2 separate regions of the Homo sapiens genome follow, and region 1 is linked to region 2. A link is an interaction called in ENCODE POLR2A ChIA-PET data of the cell type or tissue named here. Cell type or tissue: IMR-90. All regions are shown on one strand. Each heading gives the region's core, and the rest is flanking DNA. Links, peaks and the distances in the headings are about the cores only.

Evidence for each region. ChIA-PET counts read pairs that join two places held together with the same protein. Peaks named below come from ENCODE experiments on the same cell type or tissue, not always from the same donor. Only the 100,000 strongest peaks of a DNase experiment are listed, where the experiment ranks them.
Region 1: POLR2A ChIA-PET joins it to region 2 with 10 read pairs; 2 of 35 experiments call an interaction of 5 or more read pairs at or near these places.

What each region holds. Positions count from the first base shown.
Region 1 is chr5:126,619,050-126,631,773 of GRCh38, reverse strand. It overlaps PHAX (phosphorylated adaptor for RNA export), which reads right to left. Exons shown (of 5, transcript NM_032177.4): 5 at 4,522-7,199. The coding sequence ends at 6,930. It overlaps SPMIP10 (sperm microtubule inner protein 10), which reads right to left and starts at 69. Exons shown (of 3, transcript NM_207408.3): 1 at 1-69. The coding sequence starts at 39. It also overlaps the pseudogene RPLP1P7. RefSeq lists a silencer at 6,771-6,971. In IMR-90, for the core only: no CTCF peak of the experiment used is centred there; a DNase peak (open chromatin) is centred at 7,013; H3K27ac peaks cover 1,726 bases.
Region 2 is chr5:126,702,216-126,714,939 of GRCh38, reverse strand. No RefSeq gene overlaps it. Among named protein-coding and RNA genes, the nearest start is that of LMNB1-DT, 68 kb to the left of the region's middle. In IMR-90, for the core only: no CTCF peak of the experiment used is centred there; no DNase peak of the experiment used is centred there.

The DNA.
Region 1 (12,724 bases), core at 2,463-10,462, 83 kb after region 2:
TTTAGGCAAAGTAGGACAAGTATCTTTCCCTGAAGCCATTCCTGACAGCAATGGATGGAATACTCATCTAAAACTTCACTAACTCACTAGTCTAATTATGATGACAACGCTGCTCTGATGTAACAATGTTTTGCTAACTTCATAGTAACTCTCGGCAGTTACAGTAGCAGTTAAGAGTGTCCAGCTCACAGGTGTGGTGGTGGGTGCCTGTAATCCCAGCTACTCAGGAGGCCAAGGCAGGAGAATCACTTGAACCCAGGAGGCAAAGGTTGCAGTGAGCCGAGACTGCGCCACTGCACTCCAACCTGGGTGACAGAGTGAGACTCTAAATCAAAAAAAAAAAGTGTCCAGCTCAGAGCTATTTTCAGGGCTTTAAAAAAAATCCCCCTTCTGGCCTGGCACAGTGGCTCATGCCTGTAATCCTAGCACTTTGGGAGGATGTGGCAGGAGGATCACTTGAGCCCAGGAATTTGAGACCAGCCTGGGCAACATAGTAAATTCCGGTCTCTACAAAAAATAAAAAAATTTGGCCAAGTGTAGTGGCTCATGCCTGTAATCCCAGCGCTTTGGGAGTCCGAGGCAGGTGGATCACTTGAGGTCAGGAGTTCAAGACCAGCCTGGCCAACATGGTAAAACACCTTCTCTACTAAAAACACAAAAATTAGCCAGGCATGGTGGTGTGCGCCTGTAATCCCAGCTACTTGGGAGGCTGAGGCAGGAGAATTGCTTGAATCCGGGGGCAGAGGTTGCGGCAAACAGAGATGATGCCACTCCACTCCAGCCTGGGTGACAGAGCAAGATTCCATCTCAATAAATAAATAAATAAATAAATAAATAAATAAATAAATAAGCAAGCTGGGCGTGGTCACATGTACTTGTGGTCCCAGCTATTTGAAAGGCTGAGGCAGGAGGATCACTTGAACCCAGGAGATCGAAGCTGCAGTGAGCTGTGATTGCACCACGGCTCTCCAGTCAGGGCAACAAAGCAATACCTTGTCTCCAAAAAACAAGACAAAACAAAACAAAATAAAACAAATTCCTTTTTGAGTAGAACATCATTCTTATAATGAGCAATTAAAAATGAAGATGTTTGTGACACAAATTTGACACATACTAGAAAATACGTTGAACTGAACAATTATTCAGTAATTAAAAAATAATCACTTCAAATTAACATTCTGTATTGGTCCGTGGCTGATTTTCCTCTTTATATATTGCGTATGCCACCTACAGTCAACCGATTTTCAACAAAGGTGCCAAGAACACACACGAGGGAAAAGACAGTCTCTTCAATAAACAGTGCTGGGGAAATTGAACATCCCCATGAAGAAGAATGAGACTAGACCCCTACCTCTCACCATACACAAAAATCAACTCAGAATGGATTAGGATTAAATGTAACTTGAAACTACAAAACTACTAGAAAACATACAGAAATACTCTACAACATTGGGCTGGGCAAGGTTTTTTTTTTTTTTGAGACGGAGGTTCTCACTCTGTCACTCAAGGTTGAGTGCAGTGGCACAATCACGGCTCACTGCAGCCTCAACCTCAATCAATCGTGGGCCCAGGTGATCTTCCCACCCCAGCCTCCCAATAGCTGGGACCACAGGTGTGCACTACCATGCCTGCCTAATTTTAAAAATTTTCTTTTTTTTTGAGACAGAGTCTCACTCTGTCACCAGGCTGGAGTGCAGCGGTGCGATCTCAGCTCACTGCATCTTCCGACTCCCTGGTTCAAGCGATTCTCCTGCCTCAGCCTCCCGAGTAGCTGGGATTACAGGCATGTGCCACAACGCCCAGCTAATTTTTGTATTTTTAGTAGAGACAGCATTTCACCATGTGGGCCAGGATGGTTTTGATCTCCTGACCTCATGATCTGACCGCCTTGGCCTCCCAAAGTGCTGGAATTACAGGCGTGAGCCACCGCGCCCAGCCTAATTTTTAAATTTTTTATAGAGATGGGGTTTTGCCATGTTGCCCAGGCTAGTCTTGAACTCCTATGCTTATGTGATTCACCCACTCAAGCCTCCCAAAGTGCTGGGATTACAGGTGTGAGCCACTTTGCCTGGCCCAAGGATTTTTAAAATAAGACCTCAGCAAAACAGGCCAACAAAAGCAAAAATAAACACATGGGATTACATCAAACTGACAGGCTTTTGCACAGCAAAGGAAACAAGAGTGAAGAGACAACCTACAGAATGGGACAAAACATCTGCAAAATATATATCTGACAAGGGGTTAAAAACCAGACTACATAAAGAACAGTGAAAAATGACCAATCTGATTTAAAACTGGGTAAAATGACTGGGTGTGGTGGCTCATGCCTATAATACCAGCACTTTGGGAGGCTGAGGCAGGAGGATTGCTTGAGCCCAGGAGTTCGAGACCAGTGTGGTGCTAAGCATGATGGATCCTCAGGCAGGAAGATCGCTTGAGCCTGGAAGGTCGAGGCTGCAGTGAACCATGACTGTGCCACTGCACTCCCAGCCCAGGCAACACAGCGAGACACTGTCTTAAAAGGTGAAAGATCTTAGTAGACATTTCTCAAAAGAACACATGCAAAGGTCAAGTAATGAAAAAATGCTCAACATCACTATATACTGCACAACTGATATGTGTCCCATTTATGTTTCACCATCTATTACATGCAGCTCAAGAGTGTAAATCCAATTTGTTTAAACTCAAACCAATCCAGCCTATTTTATCCCCTAAGATTTGTCATATTGCAGAATATTTTAGGTTATGAAAACTGATTTTAATAAAGAAAGGTTACTAGTGAGGATAAATGCTTAAACTACTATAACAGAGAGGTGGATGGTTATTAGTGTAAGTCCTACCCACTGGCAAGTAGAAAAAATATTATTAGGCTAAGCAGGAAGAATTACTGCAAGATATGCTGGTTTGATGAGAGCATAAACTAAAAGAATACATACCTAAGAACAGTTTGCACATCTTGATTTGGATAGCCAGAAAGGTTCAGAGTCATCTTAGATAATTTTTTATTATATTTTTGGAGATGGAGTCTAGCTCTGTGCCCAGTCTGGAGTGCAGTTGCATGATCTTCGTTCACTGCAACCTCCGTCTCCCGGGTTCAAGCAATTCTCCTGCCTCAGGCTCTCAAGTAGCTGGGACCACAGGCACACACTGCCATGCCCAGCTGATTTTTTGTATTTTAGTATAGACGGGGTTTCACCGTGTTGCCCAGGCTGGTCTCGAACTCCTGAGCTCAGGCAATCCGCCTGCCTCGGCCTCCCAGTGTTAGAATTACAGGTATGAGCCACCATGCCGGGCCGATAAATTTTTAAAGAACCTTAAAAACTGCCCTTTCCTCAGCTGCTGCCAAGGTGCTTGGTCATTCCAAGGAAGCTAAGGCCACATTGGGGTGAGAGCCTCACTTCATCCGGCGATTAGCACCTCATCCAGCAGCGCCAGCCCCACACACACCCGTGCCATGGCCTCCCTCTCCGAGCTCGCCTACATCTACTCGGCCCTCATTCTGCATAATGATAAAATCAATGCCCTCATTAAAGCAGCTGGTGTAAATGTTGAACCTTTCTGGCCTGGCGTGTTTGCAAAGGCCCTAGCCAATGTCAGCATCGGGAACCCCATCTGCAATGTAAGGGCTGGTGGACTTGCAGCAGCTGGAGATCCTACCCCCTCCACTGCTGCTGCTTCAGTTGAGAAGAAAGTGGAAGCAAAGAAAGAAGAATCCGAGGAATCTGATGAGGACATGGGCTTTGGTCTTTTTGACTAAACCTCTTTTACAGCATATTCAATAAAAACCTAAACTTTGAAAAAAAGAAATAACCTTAAAAATTGAAGCACTGCTTTCTGTATGGCAGTAGGATGCAACACAAGCCAGAAATCTGAGTGGTTTCCAAATGTTAAAGAAACAACTATTGGCTGGGCGTGGTAGCTCATGCCTGTAATCCCAACACTTTGGGAGGCTGAGGCAGGTGGATCACCTGAGGTCAGGAGTTTGAGACCAGCCTGGCCAACATGGTGAAACCCTGTCTCTACTAAAAATACAAAAAAATTAGCTGGGTGTGGTGGCGTGTGCTTGTAATCCCAGCCACTTGGGAGGCTGAAGCAGGAGAATCGCTTGAACTCGGGAGGCGGAGGTTGCAGTGAGCTGAGATGGTGCCATTGCATTCCAGCCTAGGCAACAAAAGTGAAAACTCCGTCTTAAAAAAAAAGAAAAAGAAAAAAAAAAACAACTATTGCTAAAAAACCAGGAAGGTGTGGGGAAGAAACAATCTTGATGAAGATAAAGTAGCTTCAGGCATCAACGCCCTTTAAAAGGCATAACTTTTGCTAGAAAAATTGGCAATATTTACATTAATATGTGGCATTTAAGTATTCAGAATAATTATCTTTCTTAATGTACTATTTCTAAAATCACCTCCCATAAATTGTCTTAGGGTCAATATCCAATTACCTTTTAAAAATATTTTTCTTGGCTATAGCATTTTTATGAAAAAACATTCAAGATTTAAAAATATAATCACTTGAAGCTCATTAAGGACTGCCAAAAATCTAATTTTATTTTTGCATCCTTTATAAATAAAAAGCAACCGATAACCACTTTCCTCTTAGATCCAACTTCAATGACCACATTCTCAGAACTACCAAAAGACTTCAAGTACACTGTCTGTAAGGAACAGTTTATAATTGCTGAATTTTACATTTTTGCTTAATATACAACATTTCTGCTTAATATATCAAGCATATTTTTGCTTAATATATTTTTGTAAACTATAGTTAACTCTTGGAATGTCTAAACTACCTTATTTTCTTCATTAATAAAAATGAGTAATTTAAAACTTCATGCACATGTAACATTTTACTATTATTATTTTTGAGACAAAGTCTTGCTCTGTCACCCAGGCTGGAGTGCAGTGGCACGATCTCGACTCACTGCAACCTCTGCCTCCTGGGTTCAAGTGATTCTCCTGCCTCGGCCTCCCAAATAGCTGAGATTACAGGCATGCACCACAATGCCCGGCTAATTTTTTGTATTTTTTTTTTTTTTTTTGAGAGGGAGTCTCGCTCTGTCGCCAGGCTGGAGTGCAGTGGCGTGATCTCGGCTCACTGCAACCTCCACCTCCTGGGTTCAAGTGATTCTCCTGCCTCAGCCTCCCTAGTAGTTGGGACTACAGGCATGCGCCACCACGCCCAGCTAATTTTTGTATTTTTAATAGAGACAGGGTTTCACCATGTTGGCCAGGATGGTCTCGATCTCTTGACCTTGTGATCCACCCGCCTCCACCTCCCAAAGTGCTGGGATTACAGGTGTGAGCCACCGCGCCCGGCTAATTTTTTGTATTTTTTGTATTTTTAGTTGAGATGGGGTTTCACCATGTAGACCAGGTTGGTTTTGAACTCCTGACCTCAAATGATCTACCTGTCTCAGCCTCCCAGAGTGCTGGGATTACACACATGAGCCACTGCGCCGGCATATGTAACATTTTAAATACCTGACTTCCTTAACATAAGGTAAGACAGTCTTAGGCAGGCTGCCACTGGGAATGTTTTTTTCTTTTTCTTTTTTAAATTAGAGACAGGGTCTCACTACATTGCCTAGATTGGTCTCAAACTCCTGGGCTCAAGCAATCTTCCTCTCTTGGCCTCCCAAAGTGTTGGGATTGCAGGTGTGCGCCACTAGGCCCAGCTTGAAAAATTTTTTAATGCATGTGGTAATCCACAGGAGATCACATTTAGTATATGACCAAGTTAATTAAGAAGTCAAAAAACACGTTAAATTTAAGCAGAATAAGGCTGGGTTCGGTGGCTCATGCCTGTGATCCCAGCACTTTGGGAGGCAGAGGTGGGCAGATCATTAGGCCAGGAGTTCGAGACCAGCCTGGACAACATGGCGAAAGTCTTTACTAAAAATACAAAAATCAGCTGGGCGTGGTGGTACACACCTGTGATCCCAGCTACTCAGGAGGCTTAGGCACATGATCGCTTGAACCTGGGAGATGGAAGCTGCAGTAAGCTGAGATCCTGCCACTGTACTCCAGCCTGGGTGACAGATCAAGACTCTAACTAAAAAACCCCCCAAAAAACAAATAGTTACTTGGAAAACTTCCGACATTTATTTACTTCTGGACAAACAAATGAGTGGGAAGAATCATCAGTATACACCTCTTAATTGTATTTTTTTTTTTTTTTGAGACAGAGTCTTGCTCTGTCGCCCAGGCTGGAGTACAGTGGTACGATCTCAGCTCACTGCAACCTTTGCCTCCCGGGTTCAGGTGATTCTCCTGCCTCAGCCTCCCGAGTAGCCGGGATTATAGGCATGGAGAACCACACCTGGCTAGTTTTTGTATTTTTAGTAGAGATGAAGTTTCACCATGTTGGCCTGGCTGGTCTCAAACTTCTGACCTCAAGTGATCTGCCCGCCTTGGTCTCCTAAAGTGTTGGGATTACAGGCGTGAGCCACCGTGCCTGGCCAATGTTAGTTTTTATCCTTAAAATTGCCTGAGTTCTTAGAACACAGAAAAAACAAATTTGAATGCATTTCTAACAGCTTAATAATTTATATGTCCCATTATGATTTTAGCGGAATGTTTTAAAGCAAAGCATAATTCACTGCAAAGATAAACCTGAAAAAGCAAACAAACTTACAAATGGTATGTTATGACCTAGACAAAACTGATTATCAACTAGTAATACTCATAATTAGCACATGCAACAGATTGAGAAATTAAATCCTGTGCTATATACTCTTAAGTATTTTGTCAGATATATCTTTAAATGTTCTATCAATTGCATTCCTTTCCACACATATTTTAAACAAGAAAACAATTGTCTTTCCTCCAGATTCTCATGTTTATCAGTGCAAAACGTTGCAATCTCAGTAAAAATGGTTTATTACAATGTTATTTTAGAAAGGCTTAGTCCTCAAACTGTTGAAAATGTACTTAAAAGATGTCCAAATCATGAGAATGATCAACTTCAATGGCTTCCTCTGCCTCCAACTTGGCTTCTGCATGTCCTTCCTGTGACTCATCAAGAGAGGCCAAGGCCTCATTCGTGTCACTTGCAAAAGTTTCTCGTGATGTATCATCATCTTCTTGAAAATTTAGACTTTTAATAGCTTGTTTCATCTTTTTCCCCAACACTTGTGTTCTCCTCTTCCTAGCAGCTTTTTTATTTTCATATTCCTTTTGGTTTTCAATGTAGAAAATGTCCTGTAATAAAGGAACAAAGTTAGTAAACAAGAACTACCACGTTATTAAAGGTTTATTCCATGACTGTCCCTTTAAAATCATTATCTCCATTTCTTACAAAAAATACAAGTATTATTAGGCTCATTATTAAGATGGAGTTCAAGATATTAAGTAAGTACTCATTGCAAGATTGAAACTGATTTAAACCCAGCCTAGTGTTAGGTTTAGGGCCCATGCTTATTCTACCTTAATGTATCATCTCTACAGTTAAAAATTTCCTAAATGAAGGCTGGGCATGGTGACTCATGCCTGTAATCCCAGCACTTTGGGAGGCGGAGGTGGGTGGTTCACTTGAGGTCAGGAGTTGCAGACCAGCCTGGCCAACATGGTGAAACCCTGTCTCTCCTAAAAATACAAAAAGTAGCCGGCTGTGGTGGCACACACCTGTAGTCTCAGCTACTAGGGAGGCTGAGGCAGGAGGATCATTTGAACCCAGGAGACAGAGGTTGCAGTGAGCCGAGACTGTGCCACTGCACTCCAGCCTGGGCAGCAGAGCGAGACTGTGTCTCAAAAAAAAAAAAAAAAAACCCAAAACCAAACCAAAACAAAAAGTCAAAAAGTTTTGGAGCATTTTGGATTTTCAGATTAGGGATTGTCAACCTGTACTAAAACAGAGACGGTTCAAAGGTTTAAAAAAGAAGCTAGTGTAGGCAGGACACACTTCTGGGACCCTATTATCTCCTGGGCAGGGATTCCAAAAAGCTCAAGCCAAGCCAGTCCCTGTTATATTCTTAAAGAATACAAATCCCAATCCCTTCTTGTTTATAAAAAGCACTATGGAAGATGGTGGGATGAAGGAGACTCTCTCCTAAAATTTATGCTAAATAGTTACAAGCAGCACACAGAATTAACAGAGGAAGGTGTAAAGATCTTTGAAATGAAGAGGTAAGGGGAAACTTCAGAATATGAGTGTTTTGATGAAGAGAAATAAGAAAAGTATTTGCTAAAGAGGAGGAACTGAGGAGGGAGAAGGAGGGTACATACGTGAGAAAAGACAAAGGTAAATTCAGAATATAATGAGGCTTGCTACCAGTTATCAAGTGAGTACTTTTACGTACCAGGCATTTTGCTAAGGACTTTACACACACATTAACTCATTTCGTCCTCACAAAAGCCTTATGAGGTAGTTAACTATCCTTGTTTTCAGATGTGGAAAATGAGGCACAAGATTACAGGGCTACCATGTGAAGGTATGAAGTCTGAACTCACATATGATTTCTCTAATATTCTCCTTTTTAAAAGTTTTTGATAGAGATGGGGCCTCGCTGTCACCCAAGCTGGAGTGCAGTGTATAATTATACCTCACTGCAGCCTCGAATTCCTGGACTAAAGCAATCCTCCCGCCTCAGCATCCCAAGTAGCTGCTGATTTCTCCTACATTCTTATTTTTTTTCTTCTTCTTTTTTTTTTGAGACAGAGTCTGGCTCTGTCACCCAGGCTGGAGTGTAGTCGTCTGATCTCGGCTCACTGCAATCTCCATTTCCAGGGTTCAAGCAATTCTCATGCCTTGGCCTCTAGAGTAGCTGGAACTACAGGCGTGAGCTACCACACCTAACTATATTTTGTATTTTTAGTGGAGATGGGGTTTCTCCATGTTGCCCAGGCTGGTCTCCAACTCCTGGCCTCAAGTGACCCACCTGCCTCGGCCTCCCAAAGTGCTGGGATTACAGGGGTAAGCCACCGCGCCCGGCCCAATGTTCTTAAAATCTATTATACTGCCTTCACAAAAGTGTGATGATTTGCAATTTTTTCCAAGAGTTCACTTACCTTTAATTCAAAGAATATGAAGAAGCCACAGTAGAAGCATTTTCATTTTATATGGAAGCATATCCAAGCATCTTGCTAAGAATTCTAAGTAGTATAATGCTTGGTAACACTGAGTAAATTTTACGAAACTGCCCTTTTCTCTCCAAATATGGCAAGCCTTATTAAAAAGAAACTTTGGCCAGGTGTGGTAGCGCATTCTTGTAATCCTAGCATTTCAGGAGGCCGAGGTGGTCAGATCACTTGAGGTCAGGAGTTCGAGACCAGCCTGGCCAATATGGTAAAACTCCATCTCTACTAAAAAAAAAAAAAAAAAAAAAAAAAAAAAATACAAAAATTAGGCTGGGTTTGCTGGCTCTCGCCTGTAATCCCAGCACTTTGAGAGGCTGAGGCGGGCGGATCACGAGGTCAGGAGATCGAGACCATCCTGGCCAACATGGTGAAACCCCATCTCTACTAAAATACAAAAAATTAGCTGGGCATGGTGGTGCGAGCCTATAATCCAAGCTACTTGGGAGGCTGAGGCAGGGGAATCACCTGAACCCGGGAGGCAGAGGTTGCAGTGAGCCGAGAGCGCGCCACTGCACTCCAGCCTGGCGATAGAGCAAGACTCCATCTCAAAAAACAAACAAACAAACAAAAACACAAAAATTAGCCAGGCGTGGTGGCGGGCACCTGTAATCCCAGCTACTTGGGAGGGTGAGGCAGGAGAATTGCTTGAACCCAGGATGAGCCAAGATCTCACCACTGCACTCCAGCCTGGGCAACAGAGCTAGGAGACTCCGTCTCAAAAATTAAAAAAATAAACAATAAACAAAATAAAAACAAACTTCATTCCCATGCGTTATGAATTTAATAGAACAAAGTGGGAAATGGTCCCCAAAATGTTGTTGCAACATGTTGTTAATATCTTTATCACAAATGCAGACAGGTAATTTGAGGGAAAATTTCCCCCCTCCCATCCATATCTATATATACTTAACTCTCCAAGTTAAGGATCTAACTCTAGTGTTTTAGCTGAGCTTTTTTTTTTCTTTGAACAAAGCAAATAAAGTTTTAACTATTGCTTTTTTCCTTCAGAAAACTTTGTATTTTTCAAAACAAAACTTAATTGTGAGGTCATGTACCCAAATGGAATTTTAAAACAGGAAAACAAACTTAGTCAAGTTCTGGCTTCTAAGTTCTACATATGGTGACTGTTAGCAATATAGCAATTAAAAGAATAATTATAACATCATCATTTAGGTGGCATCTGAAATAAATGATCTATAATAAAATTTTATTGGTCAGGCATGGTGGCTCACACCTGTAATCCCAGGACTTTGGGAGGCCCAGGCAGGAGGATTGCTTAAGGCCAGGAGTTTGAGACTAGACTGGGCAATATAAGACCCTGTCTCTACAAAATATTTTAAAAATAAGCTGAGAGTGATGGCATGTGCCCTACAGTCCCAGCTACTAAGGAGGCTGAGGCAAGAGGGTCACTTGAGCCCTGGAGTTTGAGGCTACAGTGAGCTACGATAGTGCCATTGGACTCCTGCCTGAGTGATAGCAGGAGACCTACCTCTTCAAAACAAAACAAAACTGCCAGGTACAGTGGCTCACACCTGTAATCCCAGCACTTTGAGAGGCCGAGGCATGAACATCATTTGAGCCCCAGAGTTCAAGACCAGTCTGAGCAACATAATGTGAGACCTGGGTGACAGAGTGAAACCGTCTCTTTTTAAAAAGAATTTTTTGGCCAGGCGCAGTGGCTCACTCCTGTAATTCCAGCACTTTGGGAGGCCGAGGAGGGTGGATCACCTGAAGTCAGGAGTTTGGGACAAGCCCAGACAACATGGTGAAACCCTGTCTCTACTAAAAATACAAAAATTAGCCGGGTGTGGTGGTATGCCTGTAATCCCAGCTACTCGAGAGGCTGAGGTGAGAGAACTGCTTGAAGCTGGGAGGCGGAGGATGCAGTGAGCCGAGATCGTCCACTGCACTCAGCCTAGGGGACAGAGTGAGACTCTGTCTCAAAAAAACAAACAAACAAAAGAATGTCCTTGTAAGTCAACATTTCCCTATTATTAGATATTCCAAGTGTTTCTATTTTTTGTTATTATAATGCAAAGTTTCTGGTAGTTTGACATAAAAACTTTCTAGTATTAAAATCCTTTCCCTAAATGAGCTGGAATAACTGAATTACAAAGACATAATACAGTGAAAATAACTCCAACATGGTTTTGGAGTCAGAGTGGTCTGTGTGATCTCAGGCATATAATTTTGATTATTCTCCATTTGTAACATTCACGGTGATACAATGTGGTGAAGATTAAGTTATATAATATTAATCTTTGGTCCAGTGGGAGGAAATCAATAAATGTTACAGTATTTCTTTTCTCCTGCCTGAGAATATTATTTGTCCAAGGTTTAGTTACTTAGAAGGTATCTTTTAAGTACATACTTTTTGTCAAGAATTACTTTGGGTGAGAGGAGAGAACATTAGAGTATAATCTTTGCTACCACTCAACAGTTGTGTTCCTAAGGAAACTTACATTGTTACAAATCATGTTACTGAAACAGTTGTTACAATGAAATGAAAAAAGTAGTTACTAGAGATTTTAGATTTACAGTAACATTTCCTATAGGAATGTCAATATAGCAGACTCTATTAAAATGACTGTTAAGAGAACAGCCAGAAAACTTAAGGAAAAAGAACACTGAGCAGATGCAAAATGCAATTACCTGGACCAGCTCAAGGTAAGTTGCTTTATCTGTCATCATTAGCATTACAGTCAGTATGGCTAAAAGACACATTCCTATTACCTTTATCACCATTGTTATCATAAGGAAAATGTGCGGCTACTCAAATACAACAGCTGTGATAGATGTGCACCACCTCTTTCCTATGCAAGAGTTTAGTTCTCAATCTTTAGTCTATGAATAAATGCTAAGTGCAAATCATGTTCTCGGATTAACAAATTAAAAGAAAACAAATTTTAAGTTTTGAAAAATCCATACTGTAGAAGAATGTCCGTAAAAGATATTCCCAGTAACACAAACATGATTTAAAATACTAAAGAGTCTACACCTTCTAGTTTATAATACTGGAGACAGAAGAATGAATGAAAGCCACAAGGAGACAATCACCAAAATATAATAAGGTAACCTAATATTCTGTAAGATAACCACCTGTAACTTTTTTTTTTTTTTTTTAAAGACAGAGTCTTGTTCTGTCACCCAGGCTGGAGTACAGTGGTGTGATCTCGGCTTACTGCGACGTCCACCTCCCAGGTTCAAGCGATTCTCCTACGTCAGCCTCCCGAGTAGCAGGGATTACAGGCGCCCGCCACCATGCCTGGTTAATTTTTGTATTGAGTAGGGTCGGGGTTTCACCATGCTGGCCAGGCTGCTCTTGAACTCCTGAACTCAACTGATCTGCCCACCTCGGCCTCCCAAAATGCTGGAATTACAGACAGGAGCCACCACGCCTGACCTAACCATCTTTAACTCTTCAAAAGGTCTAAATCATGAAGGAAAATGTGGGGTTAAAAAGAATAAAGGAGGGCCAGGCAAGGTGGCTAACACCTGTAATTCCAGCACTTTCGGAGGCCAAGGTGGGAGGACTGCTTGAGCCCAGGAGTTGGAGACCAGCCTGGCCAACATGGAGAAACTCCGTCTCTACAAAAAATACAAAAATTAGCTGGCCATAGTGGTGCATGTCTGTTGTCCCAGCTACTTGG
Region 2 (12,724 bases), core at 2,864-10,863:
GTGGCATGCGCCTGTAGTCGCAGCTACTTGGGAGGCTGAGACAGGGGAATCGCTTGAACCCGGGAGGCGGAGGTTGCAGTGAGCCGAGATCGTCCCAATGCACTCCAGCTTGGTGACAGAGCAAGACTCCGTCTCAAGAAAAAAAAAAGGTAGTGCTACCATGAAAATTTTAGCACGTCTTTTGGCATCTAATTATATAATAATTTTTTTTTTTTTGAGACAGAGTTTCACTCTTGTTGCCCAGGCTGCAGTGCAATGGCGCGATCTCGGCTCACCGCAACCTCTACCTCCTGGGTTCAAGCAATTCTCCTGCCTCAGCCTCCTGAGTAGCTGGGATTACAGGCACCTGCCACCACGTCCGGCTAATTTTGTCTTTTTAGTAGAGACAGGGTTTCTCTATGTTGGTCAGGCTGGTCTTGAACTCCTGACCTCAGGTGATCCACCCACCTCGGCCTCCCAAAGTGCTGGGATTACAGGCGTGAGCCACCATGCCCAGCCTATAATAATTTTTTGTTGGTGTATACTTAGGTGTGAAATTTCTGGTATAAGATATATATATATATATATATATATATATATATATATATTCAGATTTAGTAGATATTGCCAGGAAGTTTTCCTAAGTTGTTGGACTAAGTTATAGTCCCACCAGGAATGTATGAGAATCCAAATTCCTCTACAGCTTCACCAGCACTTCATATTTTCTGCCTTGCTTCCATGTTTGAAGGTTGTAGAAGTTTATGTTTTTTTATTTTTAAAAAGCATATCTCTTCTTTTTCATTTTTAACATTTTTATTGAGATATAATTTACACATCGTAAAGGTACCCATGTATTTATTTATTTATTTATTTGAGACAGGGTCTGGGTCTGTGCCCAGGCTAGAGTGAAGTGGCGCTATCTCAGCTCACCGCAACCTCTGGCTCCTCCCACATCAGCCTCCCAAGTAGTTGGGACTACAGGCGTGCGCCACCACCCCAGCTAATTTTTGCTTTTTTTTTTTTTTTTGGTAGAGATGGTGTTTGGCCATGTTGCCCAGGTTGGTCTTGAATTCCTAGGTTTAAGTGATCCACCCACCTCAGCCTCCCAAAGTGCTGAGATTATAGGTGTGAGCCACCATGCCCGGTCCAAAGGTAACCGTTTAAAATATATAATACAAATTCAATTTAGTATAATCACAGAGCTGTGCCATCATCACCACAACGTGATTTTAGAACATTTTTGTCACTCCAAAAGACCATACCCATTAGCAGTCACTCTATTTCCCTTCCCTCACAGCTCCTGATAACCACTATTCTGCTCTCTCCATCTATGATTTGGACTATTCTGAGTGTCTCATATAATTGGCCTCACACAATATTTGCCCTTTTCTGTCTGGCTAATTTCAGTTAGCATGTTTTCAAGGTTAATTCATGTTGTAGCATGTATTGGTACTTCATTCTTTTTCATCAGTGAATGATATTTTATTGTATGGATATATCACATTTTGTTTATCGGTTGATGGACATTTGGGTTATTTTTACTTTTTTGCTATTATTAATAGTGCTTCTATGAACATTCATGTACAAGTTTTTGTGTGTACATATGTCTTCCACATATTTCTCTTGGATAGATGCTTGGGAGTAGAGTTGCTGGGTCATATAGGAAGTCTATGTTTAGCATTTTGAGGAACTGAAAAACCGTTTTCTAAAGTGGTTGCATCATTGTACAGTCCCACTAGCAATGTCTGAGGATTTCAATTTCTCCACATCTTCAACAATATCTGTTATTATCTATCTTTTTTGTTACAGCTATTCCAGGATGTATTAGTCAGCTTGAGCTGCCATAACAAAATATCATAGATTGGCTGGGCATGGTGACTCACACCAGTAAACCCAGCACTTTGGGAGATCGAGGTGGATGGATCACCTGAGGTCAGGAGTTCGAGACCAGCCTGGCCAAACTGGTGAAACCCTGTCTCTACTAAAAATACAAAAAATATTAGCCAGGTGTGGTGGCGCACACCTGTAATACCAGCCACTTGGGAAACTGAGGCAGGAGAATTGCTTGAACCCAGGAGACGAGATGGAGGTTGCAGTGAGCCAGATCCCACCACTGAACTCCAGCCTGGGCGACACTGCAAGACTCTATCTTAAAAAAAACAAAAAAACAAAAAAACAAAAACACAAAAACAAAAACACACCATAAACTGGGTGGCTTAAACAGGAATTTCTCACGTTCTGGAGGTTAGGACGTCCAAGATCAAGGTATCAGTTTGACTCCAGGTGAGGGCTGTCTTCTTGCAGGACCCTATCCTTATGACCTAATTAACCCTAATTACTTTCATAAAGGCTCTATCTCCAAATACTATCTCATTGGGGGTTAGGGTTTCAACATATGAATTTTGTGGGGCCACAATATGTAGACCATAACATAGAAAGTATAAAGTGGCATCTCATGTTTTTGATTTGTATTCCCCTAGGAGTAATGATGTTGTGTATCTTTTCACGTGTTTATGAGCCATTCATATATCTTCTTTGGAGAAATGTCTATTCAAATCCTTCGTTATTGTTACATTTAGTTTTTGTCTTTTTATTATTTGAACAGTAAGTCCTTTGTATATTCTGGATAAATTCCCTTAACAGATACATGATTTGCAAATATATATATATATATATATATATTTTTTTTTTTTTTTTTTTGAGACAAAGTCTCCCTCTGTCACCCAGGCTGGAGTGCAGTGGCGTGATCTCAGCTCACTGCAGCCTCCGCCTCCTGGGTTCACACCATTCTCCTGCCTCATCCTCCCGAGCAGTTGGGATTACAGGCGCTGGCCACCACGCCTGGCTAATTTTTTGTATTTTTAGTAGAGACGGAGTTTCACCGTGTTAGCCACGATGGTCTCGATCTCCTGACTTTGTGATCCACCCACTTCGGCCTCCCAAAGTGCTGGGATTACAGGCTGAGAAACACATATTTTCTAAAGTAATCATTTTTAATTATAAAATGTCACAAAAACACAAACTTCTGCAAATACTGGAATTACCAAAAAAGCAAAGAAAACAAATTACATTGTGAAAGAATTAAATTATGAAAACAGAAAACATAAAAGAAAATCATAGAACCAAGACCAGATATGTCTATTATATCAAACAATCAGGCCAGGTGCAGTGGCTCACACCTGTAATCCCAGCACTTTGGAAGGCCCAGGTGGACAGATCGCTTGAGCCCAGGAGTTTGAGACCAGCCTGGGCAATATAGGGAGATACTGTCTCTGCAAAAAAATGAAAAAAATTAGCTAACCATGGTGGTCTACACCTGTAGTCCCAGCTACTCAGGAGGCTGATGTGGGAGGATCTCTTGAGCCTGGGAGCCAAGATTGCCTTACTGTACTCCAGCCTGGGTGACAGAGTGAGACCTTGTCTCAAAACAAAAAACAAAAACCCTGAACAAAATTTACATAGTAGAAATAATATATGTCACATTTTCTAATTGCAATGTGATAATAGTAGACTTACAGTATCACAAAATAACAAGGTTCTTCTATCCAAATGTGTAAAGAAAACAAATACTCTCTTACATAACTCTTGGTTCAAGAGGGATATTCTATACTAGGTAGCCATAACTTGTAAATGAAAATGATGCACTAAAAATTAAAGCACACCGAAGTTCTTGAATTGTTCAGGAGGTGAACAGAATCATCAGTTTTTGACTTTGTCAAATAACATGTGAGTATCTAAAAATTTGGGGATTGCCAGTGAGAAAAATAAATAGCATGTGTAATTTCTAAACTAGTAGAAGCAAATGGAGCCCTAAAGAAAAATTTAGCAGTATGGCAGAAAGGCAGAAGTCAGAAAAATTTAGCAGAAGGCAGAAAGGAGTGGGGAGAAAAGCAAAGAAAGTAAACAGAATTTATAGAAATAAGTCCAAATATATCAAGAATAATGATACATTTGGCCAGGCATGGTAGCTCACGGCTGTAATCCTCAGTGCTTTGGGAGGCCAAGGCGGGCAGATCACTTGAGGTCATGAGTTCGAGACCAGCCTGGCCAACATGATGAAACCCTGTCTCTACAAAAACTACAAAAATTAGCCCGGCGTGGTGGTGCATGCCTGTAATCCCAGCTACTAGGGAGGCTGAGGCAGGAAAATCGCTTAAACCGAGGAGACGGAGGTTGCAGTGAGCTGATATTGCACCACTGCACTCCAGCCTGGGCAACAGAACGAGACTCCATCTCAAAAAAAAAAAAAAGTTACTAAGGTTTAAACTACATTATTAACAAGCTAGATTAAATGGACATGTATAGAACCCTGCACCAACAGTTAGAGAACTCACATTCTTTTCAGGCACATGGAACATTTTCAAAATTGACATAGTAGGCCATGAAGCAAATCTCAACAAAGTTTGAGGAATCTATTTCAAACAACCAAATAGTTTGAACAAATATAATGAAATTTGAAAATAATAATTAAGTGCCAGCCAATTACCTTATACATTTGGAATATTTAAAATACTTTTTAAAGTAAGCAGTGAGAGGTGGGAGGATCACTTGAGACTGGGAGTTTGCAACTGTCTTGGGCAATATAGCAAGACCCCATCTCTACAAAAATAAAAAATAAACAAGGAATGAAAGAATAAATAGAAATGTAAAAACAAACAAACAAATAAATAAAGAAGTTTAAGTCAGGCTGTATTTTGAACTTACCAACAATGAGAACACTACTCACTAAAATTTGTCAGATGCAGTTGAGAAAGGATTTGGAAAGAACCAATAGTCTTAAGATGCATACATTAGAAAATAGAAAATATTAACAAATAAATAAACTAAATATCCAATGCAAGTTAGAAAAAAAAAAACCAGAGTCATCCCAAGTAAAAGGCTGGAAATAAGATAGCAGTAGAAGTTAATGAAATAGAAAGCAAAGAAGCAAGGCCGGGTGCGGTGGCTCACGCCTGTAATCCCAGAACATTTGTAGGCTGAGACAGGTGCATCACTTGAGGCCAGGAGATCAAGACCAGCCTGACCAACATGGTGAAACCCCATCTCTACTAAAAATACAAAAATTATCTGGGCATGGCAGCATGCACCTGTAATCCCAGCTACTGGGGAGGCTGAGGCAGGAGAATCACTTGAGCCTAGGAGGCGGAGGGTGCAGTGAGCCGAGATCGTGCCATTGCACTCCAGCCTAGGCAACAGAGTGAGACTCTGTCTCAAACAAAAAAAGAAAGCAAGGAAGCAATAGGAAGTATAAATAAAATCGAGGCTGAATCTCTACAAAGACCAGTAACGTAGACTATCATCTGGTGAAGCTGGGCACAGTGGCTCACACCTGTAATTCCAGCACTTCGGGAGGCCAAGGCAGGTAAATCAACTGAGGTCAGGAGTTTGAGACCAGCCTGCCCAACATGGTGAAACCCGGTCTCTACTAAAAACACAAAAGTTAGCTGGGCTTGGTGGTGTGCACCTGTAATCCCAGTTACTTGGGAGGCTGAGGCTGGGGAATCGCTTGAATCTGGGAGGCAGGGGTCATAGTGAGCCGAGATTTCACCACTGCCCTCCAGCCTGAGCAACAGGAGACTCTCTCCGGAGGAAAAAAAAAAAAAAAAAAAAAAAAAAAAAAAAACCTCATCTGGTGAAATTTTTCAAGGAAAATGAGAGTTGAGGCAGAAGTAAATAATATTAGGAAGGAAAAACAGGATATAACGTAGAGAGTTTAAAAAATTCAAAAGATAAAAACTATGGACAACTGATGCCATTACATTCAATTACTTTGGCCAAATGATTAACTTTCTAGAATAATTCAAGTTAATAAACTCACTCAAGCTGATTAAACAAACTTGTAATTGTTAAAGTAGCAGGATCAACATTTAAGAATATACCCAGGGAAAGCATCAAGGCCAGAAAATTTTACAGATGAGTTTTGTCAAGCTTCAAAGATCTGATAATTCTTATTATCTACAAATGTTTCCAAATACTAGAGAAACAGAAAACTTACTCATGATGCTTAATGTGTAATTTTGATATCAAAACTTGAGAAGAAAGTCATGAAAAAAGAAGATTATAGCTCATTATTGGTTATACACATAGAAGCAAACATCCTAAATAAAACATCTATAAATAAAATCCAGCAATATGTGACTAAGTAGACATTATCCCAGGGATGTAAAGATGGTTTAAGATGAGAGAATCTATTAATATAATATACCACACTAACAAATTAAAGGACAAAAACTCATTTTAATCAACATAAAAAGGGCACTGACAAATTTTGATACTTCTTCAAGATTAACAACAACAAAAAATTAACCAAAAAAAAAAAAAAACAATTAGCTAAAAATCTGTTTCTTAACCTGATAATAGTAATCTCCAAAAACCTACAGCAACCATCATACTTAATAGTGAAATAGTAGAAATATTCTTATTAATGCCTGGAATGAGAAAAGGATGTTTGCTGTCACTGCTTCTATTCAACATTGAACTGAAGATCCTAGACTATGCAAGAAGTCAAGAAAAAAAGTGTAAGGATTAAAAAGGTTAAAACAAATTCATCATTATATATAGAAAGTATAACTCTCCACATAGAATATTAAGAATATATATGGGAAAACTATTAAAAATAGTAGGAGAATTTGACAAGGTTGCTGGGTAACAGACTAAAGCAAAAAACAAAACAAGGTGACAGAGGGGAGTTTCTGTATATCATTGTAAACAAAAATAAAATGCAACTTTTGATCACTATCAGCTACAGATTTCTTGGTTCCTTCTCTACTCCCAGTGCTTCACTTGACTAGCCTAAAAACAAAAAAAGAAAAAGAAAAAAGGAAAGATAATTCAACTTTTTTTTTTTTGAGATGGAGTCTTGCTCCGTTGCCCAGACTGGAGTGCAATGGCACCATCTCAGCTCCCTACAACCTCCGCCTCCCAGGTTCTAGAGATTCTCCTGCCTTAGTCTCCCAAGTAGCTGGGATTACAGGTGCCCGCCACCATGCCCAGCTACTTATTTTTTTTTAGTAGATACGGGGTTTTGCCATGTTGGCCAGGCTGGTCTCAAATTCCTGACCTCAGTTGATCCGCCTACCTTGGCCTCCCAAAGTGCTGAGATTACAGACATGAGCCGCTGCGACTGGCCGAAAATGTAACTTTTTTTTTTTTTTTTTTTGAGACAGAGTTTTGCTCTTGCTGCCCAGGCTAGAGTGCAATGGCATGATCTCGGCTCACTGCAACCTCTACCTCCCAGGTTCAAGCGATTCTCCCGCCTCAGCCTCCTGAGTAGCTGGGATTACAGACACGTACCACCAGGCCTGGCTAATTTTGCATTTTTAGTAGAGATGGGGTTTCTCCATGTTGGTCAGGCTGGTCTCGAACTCCCGACCTCTGGTGATCTGCCCGCCTCGGCCTCCCAAAGTGCTGGTATTACAGGTGTGAGCCACTGTGCCCAGCCCAAACATAACTTTTTAAATAGTTTGAATAGAATTTTTCCTTTTTTCCCCAATTACTGCAGCTAAGGCCAAAAGTGAAGTAAAAGGCACTAAGTTCCACACATTTTAAAATCGGCAGACTGCAACATGTGGAGATAATTATGTCCCAGAGGGCTTATTGAGATGAGCCAGAACCAGATCTTCCATCACTCACTCTCCAATCAGTCAATAAAAAGTAAGCACTTAGAAGAAAGTTTAGGGACTGTATTTGTCAGCTTTTGCTGCAGCAACAAACATTCCTTAAATCTCAGTGGCTTACAACATCAGATATTTATTTCTTGTCTGCAGTAGAGAATGACAGTGAGTTGGCTGTAGGTCTGCTGAACTCACTGGATTTTTGTGTTTGCTCATCTTCTCTTTCAAAGACCCAGGCTGAAGAAACAGCCACTGTCTGGAACATGCTGTTTTCATGGAGGAAAGCAAAAATTCAAGAGAAGAAAAACCAGCCCACTCAAGTGTTTTTGCTTGAGACAGAGGCTTATTCTGTCACCCAGGCTGGAGTGCAGTGATGTGATCATGACTCAATGTAGCCTCGACCTCCTGGGCTCAAGCAATCCTCCCACCTCAGCCTCCCGAGTAACTGGGACTACAGGTGCAGGCCACCACCCCTGGCTAATTTATTATTTTTTGTAGAAACAAGATGTCCCTATGTTGCCCAGGCTGGTCTTGTACTCCCGGGCTCAAGCAGTCCTCCTGCCTCAGCCTCCTAAAGTGTTGGGATTATAGGCATGAACCACCCAGCCCAGCTCACTCAAGTGTTTTTTTTTTTTGTTTTGTTTTGTTTTGTTTTGTTTTTTTTAGACGGAGTCTCGCTCTGTAGATGGAGTCTCGCTCTGTTGCTCAGGCTGGAGTGCAGTGGTGTTATCTCGGCTCACTGCAACCTTCGCCTCCCGGGTTCAAGCAATTATCCTGCCTCAGCCTCCTGAGTAGCTGGGATTATAGGCATGCACACCACATCCAGCTAATTTTTGTGTTTTTAGTAGAGATGGGGGTTGTCTCACCATGTTGGCCAGGCTGGTCTCGAACTCCTGGCCAGTCTCGAACTCCTGGCCAGTCTCGAACTCCTGGCCTCATGTTGATCTTCCCACCTTGGCCTTCCAAAGTGCTGGGATTATGGTGTGAGCCACTGTGCTAGTGAAGTTTTTTTTTTTTTTTTAACTGCTTGAATAAAGAGAAAAACAAAAACAAAAACAAAAAAAAGAAAAAAACTTCTGCTTGAGGGTGGCATACATTATATCCATTCACATGAACAAAGCAAATCACATGGCCAAGCCAAAGTATAAGCTAGGGAGAGTCCAGTCAGCTAGAGAAGAATGGAAAGGACAAGAGGAAAACAAATGAGAGTAAACAAATAATATAATCTACCCCATTAGCCTTTGGGGGAGTAAAGGCTCCTGCGGATAAACTATATCCTTTCCACATGCAGGGAAAAAAGAACGTATTTATCTTCTTCAAAGACAAGAGGAGGCCAGGCATGGTGGCTCACGCCTGTAATCCCAGCACTTTAGGAGGCCGAGGTGGGCGGATCACCAGAGATCAGGAGTTCAAGACTAGCCCGGCCAACATGTTGAAACCTCGTCTCTAATAAAAACACAAAAACTAGCTGGGCATTGTGGTGGCTGCCTGTAATCCCAGCTACTCAGGAGGCTGAGGCAGGAGAATCGCTTGAACCTGGGAGGTGGAGGTTGCAGTGAGCCGAGATGGCACCACTGCACTCCAGTCCAGGTGACAGAGTGAGATTCTGTCTTTTTATTATTATCATTATTTTTTTAAAGAATCTTTAAATACTGAGACTAGTTGCAAAAACATTTGCAGACTGGCATTGTAATCAGCTGGATGTGTTTATACAGTGGATGACCTGCTCTTCTTTGCTTCATGAGCAAGGGGAAATAAAATATGAAAGAGATGGCATGTGGGAGGACTGCCAGAAAGAGAGAAGGCCAGGATTGTGCCCCTGCCCCCACCTCATTCAAGTCTCCAGACAGTCAATACATCCAGGAAATGTCCATTAGCCTGAGAGTTTGTCATGAATTTTGAATAAAATAGAAGACCATCAAGAACCAGATTGCTACAGATTGGGAAGCACAGAGACAAGAACCTCCGAGGGATGTGAATGAGTGCCACTGACTGGGGATCACCCTGAAGATACCACCGAATCAGGTAAAGGGTCACCAATGCTTGGTGAACTGAACTGAGGAAGGTGGCATGTTTCCTGTTTTATTGGCACACATAGAAAACGAAATGGAGCTGGGCACAGTGGTTCAGGCTTGTAATCCCAGCACTTTGGGAGGCCGAGGTGGGTGGATCACCTGAGGTTGAGTGTTCAAGACCAGCCTGGTCAACATGGTGAAACCCTATCCCTACTAAAAATACAAACATTAGCTACGTGTGGTGGTGCACACCTGTAATCCCAGCTAATTGGGAGGCTGAGGCATGAGAATTGCTTGAACCCAGGAAGCGGAGGCTACAGTGAGCTGAGATTGTACCACTGCACTCCAGCCTGGGCAACAGGTAAGATCCTGTGTCAAAAAAAAAAAAAAAAAAAAAAGGCCAGGCATGGTGACTCATGCCTGTAATCCCAGCACTTTGGGAGGCCAAGGCAGGCAGATCACCTGAGGTCAAGAGGTCGAGACCAGCCTGGCCAACATGGTGAAACCCCATCTCTAATAAAAACAAAGATTAGCCAGCTGTGGTCGTGGGTGCCTGTAATCCTAGCTGCTTGGGAGGCTGAGGCAGGAGAATGCTTGAACCTGGGAGGCAGAGGTTGCAGTGAGCCAAGACTGCGCCATTGCACTCCAGCCTGGGCAACAAGAGTGAAACTCTATCTAAAAAATAAAATAAAATAAAATGGAATGGAAAGGCAGGTACAGAGGCACATACCTGTCATTCCAGTGATTTGGGAGGCTGAGGCAAGAGGATCACTTGAGCCTAGAAGTTCAAGGTCAGCCTAGGAAACAGAGAAACCCTGTCAATTAAAAAGAAAAGAAAAGAAAATGAAATAGAAGAGTAGTTATCATCAGCCAAGGAGAGGATTTCAGCCTCATCCAGTTGAGTAAAGAGAAATTTGCCCATTGTCCTTTCCTTTCTGCCCTGTGTGAAGGATTCAATGTGCTGAGGCAGCGAGAGGGAAAGGTATAAAAGAACAGATGTTGCTGTTTCCATGCCCTCCTGCTAGCCTCTCCACATACACAGATTTTAAGCTGCAGAGTCAAACAAATCGATACAGGAGAAAAAGGAAGATAGAATTAAATGGAGTTTGAGATTACCATCTTTAAAAAGTGTTAAATATTGGCCGGGCATGGTGGCTCATGCCTGTAGTCCCAGCCCTTTGAGAGGCCAAGGCGGGCAGATCACCTGAGGTCAGGAGTTCGAGACCAGACTAGTTAACATGGTGAAACCCCATTTGTACTAAAAATACACACACACAAAAATTAGTTGTGTATGGTGGTGCACACCTGTAATCCCAGCTATTTGGGAGGCTGAGGCAGGAGAATCACTTGAACCCAGGAGGCAGAGGTTGCAGTGAGCCAAGATCGCACCATTGCACTCCAGCTTGGCAACAAGAGCGAAACTCCGTTTCAAAAAAAAACAAAAAAGTGTTAAATATGAAAACGAAACTATTCTGATCATTGAAAGTAACTGAAAACTATGGAATCTGGGCATTATGTTGCTATCTAGCAGAGAAGGAGGACTTTATATACTAGAATGTAGGGACATCCCATGGGAAGGAAATTTTATTATTTTTATTTTTATTTTTTGAGACTGAGTCTCGCTCTGTCACCTAGGCTGGAGTGCAGTGGCATGATCTCAGCTCACTGCAACCTCCACCTCCCAGGTTCAAGCAATTCTCCTGCCTCAGCCTCCTGAGTAGCTGGGATTACAGGTATGTGCCACCATGCCTGGCTAATTTTTGTATTTTTAGTAAGGACGGGGTTGGCCAGGCTGATCTTGAACTCCTGACCTCAAGTGATCGGCCTGCCTCGGCCTCCCAAAGTGCTGAGATTACAGGTGTTAGCCACCATGCCCGGCCAGGAAGGAAACTTTTATATTTAGAACCCTGTGAATTACTAACCAGGTAATAAGTTTAAGATATTTTAAAAACTGATACTACATCCTAATTGTAAGGTCCTCTGAGCGGGGTACACCATGGTCGAGCCATTGTGACCTCTGTGACCCACACATACAGGCCTCCTGGAGTCACAAAGCCTGGAGCAACAGGAGAACCACTAAAGAAGAAGAAACAGCTAGTTACTGCCTTAACTGATTAACCGACCTTGCAACATTCCCATTGTGATATGTTCCCGCCCTACCCTAGCTAATCGATCGACCTTGTGATATCATGCCTTGTGACCTCCCCCAAACCTCGTGACTATGCACCTTTTGACATTCTTCCCCTGCCCCTCCAAAAAACTGCCCCTAACTGTAACTTTCCACTACCTACCACAAACCTATAAAACCAGTTCCACTCCCACCACCCTTCGCTGACTCTCTTTTTGGACACAGCCTGCTCACACCCAAGTGAATAAACAGCCTTGTTGCTCACACTTAGTCTGTTCAGGGTGTCTCTTCACTTAGATGCGTGCATAACACTAATAAGAGTGTCATTGATGATTACAATAAACTGTATCAGATAATTAAGACAACATTTAAAAAAATAAAGCTTCTTATAGATTATAAAATTTTATTGCAGGACATAAAAAAATACTTAAATGGAGAAGTAGACGATGTTCATGGATGAGGAGAATCAATATGATAAATATGGAAATTATCCCCAAATTAATTTATTGAGTTAAAGCAATTATTGCCACAATTGCTGCAGCACTCTTTCCTTTATTTATTTATTTATTTTTTTCTTTTTTTTGAGATTGAGTATCACTCTGTCACCCAGGCTGGAGTGTAGTGGTGCAATCTCGGCTCACTGCAACCTCTGCCTCCTGGGTTCAAGCAATTCTCCTGCCTCAGCCTCCCTAGTAGCTAGGATTACAGGCGAGCACCACCATGCCTAGCTAATTTTTTGTGTGTTTTTAGTAGAGATGCAGTTATGCCACGTTGGCCAGGCTGGTCTTGAACTCCTGACTTCAGGTGATCCACCCTTCTCAGCCTCCCAAAGTGCTGAGATTATACACGTGAGCCACCGTGCCTGGCCGCACTTTTTCCTTAATTCGGCATGTTGACCTTAAAATTCGTATGGAACACACCTGTAATCTCCGCACTTTGGGAGGCGGAGGAGGGCGGATCACCTGAGGTCAGGAGTTGGAGACCAGCCT